Linked DNA regions of Homo sapiens: region 1 is linked to region 2. A link is a contact called in ENCODE POLR2A ChIA-PET data. All regions are on one chromosome and are shown on one strand. The core of a region is the stretch at or near the end of the contact, and the rest is flanking DNA. Distances in the headings are between cores, read along the strand shown. Region 1 overlaps SMIM3 (small integral membrane protein 3). Region 2 overlaps CAMK4 (calcium/calmodulin dependent protein kinase IV).

Region 1 (4,338 bases), core at 1,064-3,563, about 40 Mb before region 2:
ATAGAGGAAACAGTGACAAGGTACAACATAAATATACTGGAGTATCAGAAGGAGAAAAGAAAGAATGAAGCAGAACAATATTGGAGTAAATAATAACAGAAGTTTCCAAAACTGATGAAAGACACCAATTTGCATACTAAAGATGTCCCATGAACTCCTAGCAGAATACATAAATTGGAATCCATAATTAGAAATATAGTAAATCTGGCCAGGTACAGTGACTCATGCCTGTAATCCCAGCACTTTGGGAGGCTGAGGTGGGCAGATCATTTGAGGTCAGGAGTTTGAGACCAGCCTGGCCAACATGGTGAAACCCTGTCTCTACTAAAAATACAAAAATTAGCCAGGCGTTGTGGCACACGTCTGTAGTCCCAGCTACTTGGGAAGCTAAAGCAGGAGAATCATTTGAACCCAGGAGATGGGGGTTGCAGTGTGCCAAGATGGCACCACTGCGCTCCAGCCTGAGCAACAGAGTGAGACTCCATTTCAAAAAAAAAAAAAAAAAAAAGAAAAGAAATATAGTAAATCTGCTGAGATCCAAAGATAAAGAGAAATAAGACAGAATATCTTTAAAAGAGAAACAGTTAGATTGACAACCAACTTCTCAACAGAAACAATGGAATTTAAAAACAGCAGAATGATCTCTTCAAAGAGGTGAACAGAAATAACTGCCAAGAATAATGGTGCAATAAGACATTTTCAGGCTAGGTGCGGTGGCTCACACCTGTAATCCCAGCACTTTGAGAGGCCAAGGCAGGCAGATCATTTGAGGTCAAAAGTTCAAGACAAGTCTAGCCAACATGGTGAAACCTGTCTCTACTAAAAATACAAAAATTAGCCAGGTATGGTGGCACACGTCTGTAATCCCAGCTACTCGGGAGACTGAGGCAAGAGAATCGCTTGAACCTGGGAGGCAGAGGTTGCAGTGAACCAAGATTGTGCCACTGCACTCCAGCCTGGGCAACAACGCGAGACTCCATCTCAAAAAAAAAAAAAAAAAAAAAAGACATTTTCAGAAAAAAAAAATACAGAATTAAAGTATTCAAGAGCAATAACAAACAAATTCTGGAAGAAATAGAATTAAAGTATTTTGATTTTCTTGTATTGCCTAAGAAAGGGCAGAAGAACCAAATCATATTAGACTTTGTTAAATCAAGGATGCATATTGTAACCTCTATGGTAGCCACTAAAAATATCAGTCAAAGAGTGCATAATTTCCAGCGGAAAACAGGAGAGGAGAAAAACAACAACAAATACTTAGAATAAAGGGGACAAATAGAAAGCACAGAGAAAGATGGTAGATTTAAACCCAAACTAACAAGGACCGTTAGGGTACATATAAATAAGGATAAAATATACACATACATATATATTTTTTATAAGAGACACATGGGGATTGGAAGGGTTAAAAAGTCAAAGGATACAAATGAAACACCGTGTAACCATGAATCACATACGCTGGTAGTCCCTTACTAGTATAAGGCCAAGTAGACTTTTAGGCAGAAAGTATTACTAAAGATACCAAAAAGGTAAAGTGATTTTCTATTTTTAGGTACCTAATCTCAGAATTATAAGGAGAAATAGACAAATCTGCAATTATAGTGGGAGATTTCAAGATGTCTCTCTCAGATCTTGTGGGGAAAGGCAGGATGAGCAGAATAGATGTTATCAACAAAGCCCAGAGTTGATGAGATACATGAAGTGTTGGAAGCATATGGAGTCCTGGTGGCTTTGGCAAGAGGTTTAACCTCTTTGAGCTTTAGTCTCCTAATTTGTAAAATGGAAATAATAACTAATAATTGTAACCACTTCATAGGGATGCTCTGGAGGTTAAATGAGCTAATGCGCATAAAGCACTTAGGACAACGTCTGGTACACAGTAAGGGCTTCACGAAGTTAAGCTGAGCTAGTGAACCCGGCATCGTTCCTAAATCACAAGGTCAAGAGATGGAGACCATCCTGGCCAACATGGTAAAACCCTGCCTCTACTAAAAGTACAAAAATTAGCTGGGTGTGGTAGTGCACACCTGTAGTCCCAGCTACTCGGGAGGCTGAGGCAGGAAAATCGCTTGAACCCAGGAGGTGGAGGTTGCAGTTAGCCAAGATCACACCACTGCTCTCCAGCCTGGTGACAGAGTGAGATTCCGTATCAAAAAAAAAAAAAAAAAAAAAAAGGGAGTTCAAAGCCTCTGCCATTAGTTAGGGTGCCGTGACTGCTTCGTGACTGATCTGGGCCCAATGTAGGAAACCACAGTGAAAAGTTTTTTTAAGTAAAAAAATTTTAAGCTGTCCCCAGCTTGAACCTCCCACCGGAAACTTACACCCTCCACATCCGAGCTGCAACTAACAGTCAACTTTTGAGAGCTTGCCAATGGTTATCCAACCGGTTTTACTGCCAGAGTTCACTGAGGAAGAAGGCAATAAAAGAAGTGACTGCCTGCTGGCAGGCAAGCTTAATTATCTCAAAGTGGGAGACAAGGCAGATAGAGGCAGGTGGCTTCCTGCAGGTGTGGCCTTAGCCCAGCACTGCCAGAACTCTGGGCAGACCATGCTGCTGCTGTTTTGTTTCCACCAGCCACGGTGGCCAGAGAGCAGACAGCTATAACCAGCTCCAAGTCACTGATGCTGAGGCGTCCAAAGATACATGACTCTTCAAGTATTTTGCAGAATGTGAACAAGGCTGATGGTTCCCAGGGCACAGGACTAGAGGGTTTGCCAGCATTGTCCACCTTATAGGACCCCTTCCAAAAAGTCTCCACCCTCAGAAGATGCTGCTGAGGTTGTCAAGGAAGAATGGAACATTTAAGCCAGAGAGGGCAATTCAAGTTCCTAGATGGGGCCACACTGGCCACTTTGTAGCCTGGGGAACCTAACAACTGTGTCCCAGGGGCTGATCCCACTTGAAGAACTTTGTGTTTGCTGTTCCTTCTCAGAATGCTCTTTTCCTCCCCTGTCCATTGTCTCAATGTCCATGACCTCAACCTAAATGTTACGTTTTAGTAAAGTTTTTCCCGACCCACTCTGTTAAACTATCACTCTTATCTTGTTTTATTTTCTGCATATGCTTTTCACAATCTAAAATTAGCTTGTTTGTTGCTTGTTTGTTTTTATTGGCTTTTTTCCTATCAGGCTAAAGACTTGTTCATTTGCTCCCTCAAACGCAAGCACAGGGAGAGCAGAAGCCTCACCTCTTGTGTATTGCTGTGTCCTCAGCACCTATCACAGGGCCTGGCATATCACAAGTGCCAACAAATATGAAATCAATGAAGAAATGAATATGGGAAGATTATTTCAGATGTGAGCTCACTCGTGGAACCTAATTGACTGAAGAGGTCCAGAAAGAATCCTCATCCCTGCAAAAGTCCCAGTGATTCTAAAAGTCAGAACACTATCTCCAAAATAACATGATGTCCTCTGATTTTATCATTTTCTGGGCTCTTTGTACATTCAGGAAGGATTATGGGGGGCTCTTTCTTCCCCAGCCCACCCTGTACATACCAGGCAGAAGAGAACTGGCCTTTCAGAACGAAGCCCTCTAGGATTCCCACTTGTTGATTTGCTTGGGCCGATAAGCTCAAATTCGAGTTCTGACTCCATGTGCTCAGGAGCTGGGGACTGAGGTGGGGAGGAGGGACCAGGGGTGAGGGGAGCAGTGATGTTGCCCAAGATGTGAATCTTTCTGTTCTTAGAAGAGGTCAGGGAGGCTGATAAAAGTGGGGGCAGGTTTCCCATGCCAAGTCCAATATGAGAAGGACATACCAGCTTCACATTTACTCTTGGAAGTATTTCTCCTCCCACTGTGTAACAGCCTCAAACATTTACCAACCCAGCACAGTCATTTCACCAGGGACCTTTGGTCCAAATAAAGGGGCCAGAGGAAGGAATGGACAGGACATACAACTACCAAAAATGTGAAATGAATCAAATCACAGCCTTTTCTCCAATGACCCAAAGTCCCTAAGGAGCACTCTGTTCTCATTTCACCCCAACTGGCCCCTGTCTCTCCAAACTTCCTAACAGACTACAGACCTGCCTGAGTTTCCATCTGCTCCTCTGTGGCTGGAAAAATGGAAAAACACCAAGATATTTCAAAGAGATCGGAACACAGCCAGAGCTGTGTAAGACCGCACGTACCATCTGACCCAGCCAATCACAGAGTCTTAGAAACCAACAGAGAGCTAGCAGAGGAGAAAGCCCAGGCCAAATCCCCAGCATCCTGTTTAAGGCACTACTATCCATCATTGCTATTTGCCAGTGACTAAGTGCCTGCTGTGTGTCGGGCTAACAAAGGAGACTGTCCATGAGAGGTGCTGGCAGGGTGCTCCGTGACAGAGCTGC
Region 2 (4,436 bases), core at 1,706-4,205:
TGATTGTCACAGAAATGACGTGGAGAACACACTACCACAATCTTCACTTTACAAATGAAGCTGAGTGAGGTGCGGGGCTTTATGCCCAAAGAGGCAGGGCCGTCAAGTAACAATTGTGTCCTGCCTGTTCCTGTCTTAGCCCCTGCCTTGCTCAGCAGACCTTCATCTTCACCAATCCAGCTGTCCAGAATGGCCTGCTTGGTGCTCCCCGCCTCAGAGCCACCCTGAGTAGCTGCCTCACCCACCTCTCCCCTTAGAGGTGGCTCCCCGAGGATCACTCCCCTCCACTACTTGGCTCAGGCTCGGACCAACGCTCTGCTGCCCTTGCCTGGCCCAAGCCAGATCCTTAGGCCAACCACTTCCCCCAATCCCAACAGCCCTTAGCTCAGTCCTGACATTCCATTTCCTCAGTAGGTCAATATTTTAAAGAACTGCACTGGTTTTCTGGAGATCATCCTGAAAATTTTCTCAGGTTCCCACTTCATTGGTGTGTCACACATACATATGATAAGCTCTGTTTATTACGTTCTTAGTTTGCCTCCAGTTACAGGTTGCACTCAGAGAGCTCACGAGTTTACCTCATTGAACATTGTTATTAGTGTACATGTTCACATTGAGGGGAAAAAGAGAGGAAGAGCCCAGGGTCCCTCAGGAGTCACTAAAATGTTTCCAGTCAAGAAGAACCCTTTAGAGGCCTATTAGAACTGAACACTCTAGGCCAGGCTGATTTATTGAATTACATATTTTGAATTTGGTCACATTTAATAGCATAGTCTTATTTTCTCAGTGGTTGCCCTGACGGAGAGCTTTGAATAAAAATGACTTATTTGAATGAATAAGCAGCAAATATGAAAATCCAGGTAAACACTAATCTTAGAGCAGTTTTCGCAACTAAAGAACAACTTTGTGTGTCTGTTAGAGTCCTAAGTGGAAGGCAGCTGCTTACTAAATTAAAGTAGTCATGAATTGTCCCTTCAAATCAGTAAAAGTAAGGCAAACCAAACTAACAGTGCAACATTCTGAGCAATGAAAAGTAAAATGCAAGTGAAGGTCTCTATTAAACAGTCCATAAAGACCTAAAATAGGGAGACATCATTCAAATACTTCATTGTAGGTAACAAGACATGTGTGAGCACAATTATAGATCTGTTATCTTCTCCACTTCTATGTTCCAGTTTATAATATTAGTCAAGTTCTGTCTACAGGCATGACATATATCAAAGAAAGTGCACTTTTAACAAAGCATGCTACTACAAACTTGTAAAGAAAACAGGTAAGAACGTGTCCTATCCATTATCTTTTTTCAGAGACTATTCCAATCAGATGGTGGTCTCAAATCTAGCCTTCTTTATTTTTTTCCATGAAATATTTCGGTACCTGGTAAATTTTTGAGCCATACTACCCTGAAACATGACTTAACAAGCAAGTGGTAACAACACATTTGCTAACAGGGTTAAGCTCAGCATCCTGGCACTAATGCCCACAACTCTTCAAGTACTGTCCACAAAACACTTTAGGTCAGTGCCTTTAGCTGCCTAAGCCAGCAGTTGGCAAAATTTGCCACGAAGTGCATTAGTTATATTAAAATTGAGATTCTTGCAAACAAACCCTATTTCTCTACTCTTTTTCCCTCTCAACTCCATGACCACTGAAACTTTGTTGTTGAAGCCAAAGTTAAGTTCACCCTCTGCTTGATGTGCAATCTGTATTCCTTTACTCTCATTCTGTTTTCTTCTATGTGACTGTTTTGGTTACAATGGCAGTAAGTTCTTATCAAAACCGTTCATCAAGTAGTCTTGAGATGCATAACAGTTGCACGTATGTACCCACTTCCCCTTTCTGCACAAAGACACACCTTGCAATATGATTTTTTGTTTGCATATTTATCTGTATATTTGCTTTAAACTCACTTTTCATAAAGTAGAATGTTATTTAAATATAAAGAAGTTTATTCAGTATCCACTTATGACTACCATTCTTTGACCCAGTCACCATCCAATAAAATGTTTTTTGAGCACATGCTTCCAAACTGTGTACACTAACGTACCTATTAATGGTATATATGTGTTACTTAACCAACATTAATGTGCTTTTTAAAACATCCAAAAATAAAAATTAAAGACAAAAATTAAAAAAAGAAACCAAAACAGATTCTCTAATACTTTCTTCTAGCACCTCATTGTATTACACATACCCTGGCTACGGGCATCCCACCTTATAGACCTCTGCTATAGTCGAAATATGAGTGGCTGATTTAATTTAACTCTATTCAATATATAAAAAAGGAGTAATTTTAAGTTTTCAAAAGATTGCTTAAACAGGTTCCTCATTTAAATGACCTTAATTATCCACCTGAGACATCTGCATAGCATATAGAAGGATTATTCAACACACAGCTAATACTAGCAAATGGAAAAATTAATTCAACTTTACTAGTTAGAGGAAAATCTTTCATCAGTAATTTATTTAGCATATTATTGTCACTCTAAATATAATAGAGGAATTATCAATTTGAAACCTATTTAGTTATTATGTACAAAACAAATTACCCGCCAATAAATAGTCTTTTGATATGAACATTGTTCACGGTATGGAAATTTAACTTTCACGCCCTTCGAATAAAGGCTCTTCATTTTCACAAACATTATGTGAAGTAAACATCAGTCATATAATCAGTATCAGACAAAAAGAAATAGGAGGAAGAAAGAGAGAAATGGAACTAGCCAACATGTTACATTGGTAAGAACTGTAACTGTAGCAGTTTCAGTAGATTTTGATAAAAGATGAGTATGCATTTAAAGCTTGTGCCCACGTGGAAAACTAATAAAAAGTTGACATTTTCAAAGTGAAAGAGAGACTAAAGGTAGTTCCTTGAATAAGTTAAGATTTGATATCATTTTAACCTGAAATTCTCATGCAACTGGGGAGGAGCAGAAGTTTAGCTTGACTGGTCTAGGTTAGCAAACCACAGACCAGACCTAGGAGCCGTTTGATTTTCTAGAGTCTGCAATCTAAAAACAATTTTTGCATTTTTAAAAATCAAAAGAAGAATACTATTTTGTGATGTGAAAATTATATGAAAGTCAAATTTTACTGTCATAAATGACATGTCACTGGAACACAGTAATGTGCTATTGTCTGTATGTTGTCTATGCCTGCTTTCTCTCAACCATGGCAGAGGGTAGAGCTGCATCAGAGACTGAATGGCCTTCAAGCCTAAAATACTTACTGTCTCTTTTTACTCACTCTTTACCTGGTCTAGGTAACCAATCTAAGTCCAACATTTCTCCTTTCTTACCTAGTCATAGGCTATGGGATTGTTTTTTCCTTAAAAAAAAAAAAAAATTTACATCATCAGTTTTCTCTTATCTAGCCCCATGTTTGATCTACATTATAGGTAGTGGCAAATTCTGAGTCCCACAACCTCAGCCCAAGACCCAGCTGCTTCTATAGCTGACGTTTTTCTCTCACAATGGTTACTTTATCTACAAAGTGGTTTTCAAGTGACACAAGCCTACTCTTTTTGTTTTTTTTAAACAGGTTGTCTTTGGTCTGACATCAACTTACCCTGCTGACCCAATCTGCCATTGCAATGTTCATGCTTTATAAATTTTGCAAAACAAAAATGTATATCCTGAATTTTTCTGTCCTTTTTTTGCCTCTTCTTAGAATGTACCATCTGCCTGACATGCTGTTTGCCAGTGCTCTACCTATTAAAATCCTGCCAAATTTCAGAGTCTACCCCTCCCCCATAAAGACACCCCAGTCCTCTCTGTCACAACTCTGTCATGAAGATGGCTATTGTTCTTAGATTTCTAATAAGTTTTATTCATTTTACTTATTCATTAATTTATCTTTTATTAAATATATTGTTGGTGCCTTATTAGTAGTACCCTATGCACTTGGAGGCCAAATATTGATTTATCATGCTCATTTACACTCTAGGCCCTTACCCCACCACATGCACACTGCCAGCATACATCGTCTAGGTCAGAATTATTGAAAAGCTTAGACTTATAAACAAGAGGACTTTAGGTAGCACAAACGCATGGAATTAAATAACAAGGAATAAAAGAGAGAGCGAGAACATCCTTTTCTTTTCAATTACTTTTCAATGATTCTGATTACATCAAGAAGAAAACTTCAATTTGTGCTACTCTGGTTTTAACTCTGCTAATCTTTGATCATCTCTTTTTTAAGGAAGAAATCAGTCCTCAGAGTTACAGCCTTCTGCATGTGGACAAGTCTAGCTATAATTTACTAAAAATGTTATGTTTCCATTACAATTTATTTTTACAATTTGTTTCTATTTATGGCATATACAATTTGCTTTTATTCACAGTTTTCAATTTAGTGAAAATTGTATTCTTGGTAAATAAATTTAGGTTAACAAAATAAGGTAATTTAAATAAAAATATTAAGCAAATAGCAGAAGT

Evidence for each region. ChIA-PET counts read pairs that join two places held with the same protein, here RNA polymerase II (POLR2A).
Region 1: POLR2A ChIA-PET joins it to region 2 with 12 read pairs in naive thymus-derived CD4-positive, alpha-beta T cell. The contact joins two enhancer-like sites. POLR2A ChIA-PET finds 5 or more read pairs at or near these places in 2 of 52 experiments (RWPE1 and naive thymus-derived CD4-positive, alpha-beta T cell).

What each region holds. Positions count from the first base shown.
Region 1 is chr5:150,781,751-150,786,088 of GRCh38, reverse strand. The region is part of intron 1 of SMIM3 (small integral membrane protein 3); the gene reads right to left. Among named protein-coding and RNA genes, the nearest start is that of SMIM3, 5.2 kb to the right of the region's middle. Within about 2 kb of position 2,313, at least 35 of the 41 ENCODE cell types and tissues checked have a DNase peak (open chromatin) inside an H3K27ac peak, as active enhancers do.
Region 2 is chr5:111,231,675-111,236,110 of GRCh38, reverse strand. The region is part of intron 1 of CAMK4 (calcium/calmodulin dependent protein kinase IV); the gene reads right to left. Among named protein-coding and RNA genes, the nearest start is that of CAMK4, 9.5 kb to the right of the region's middle. RefSeq lists silencers at 1,736-1,785, 1,806-1,855. Within about 2 kb of position 2,955, at least 2 of the 41 ENCODE cell types and tissues checked have a DNase peak (open chromatin) inside an H3K27ac peak, as active enhancers do.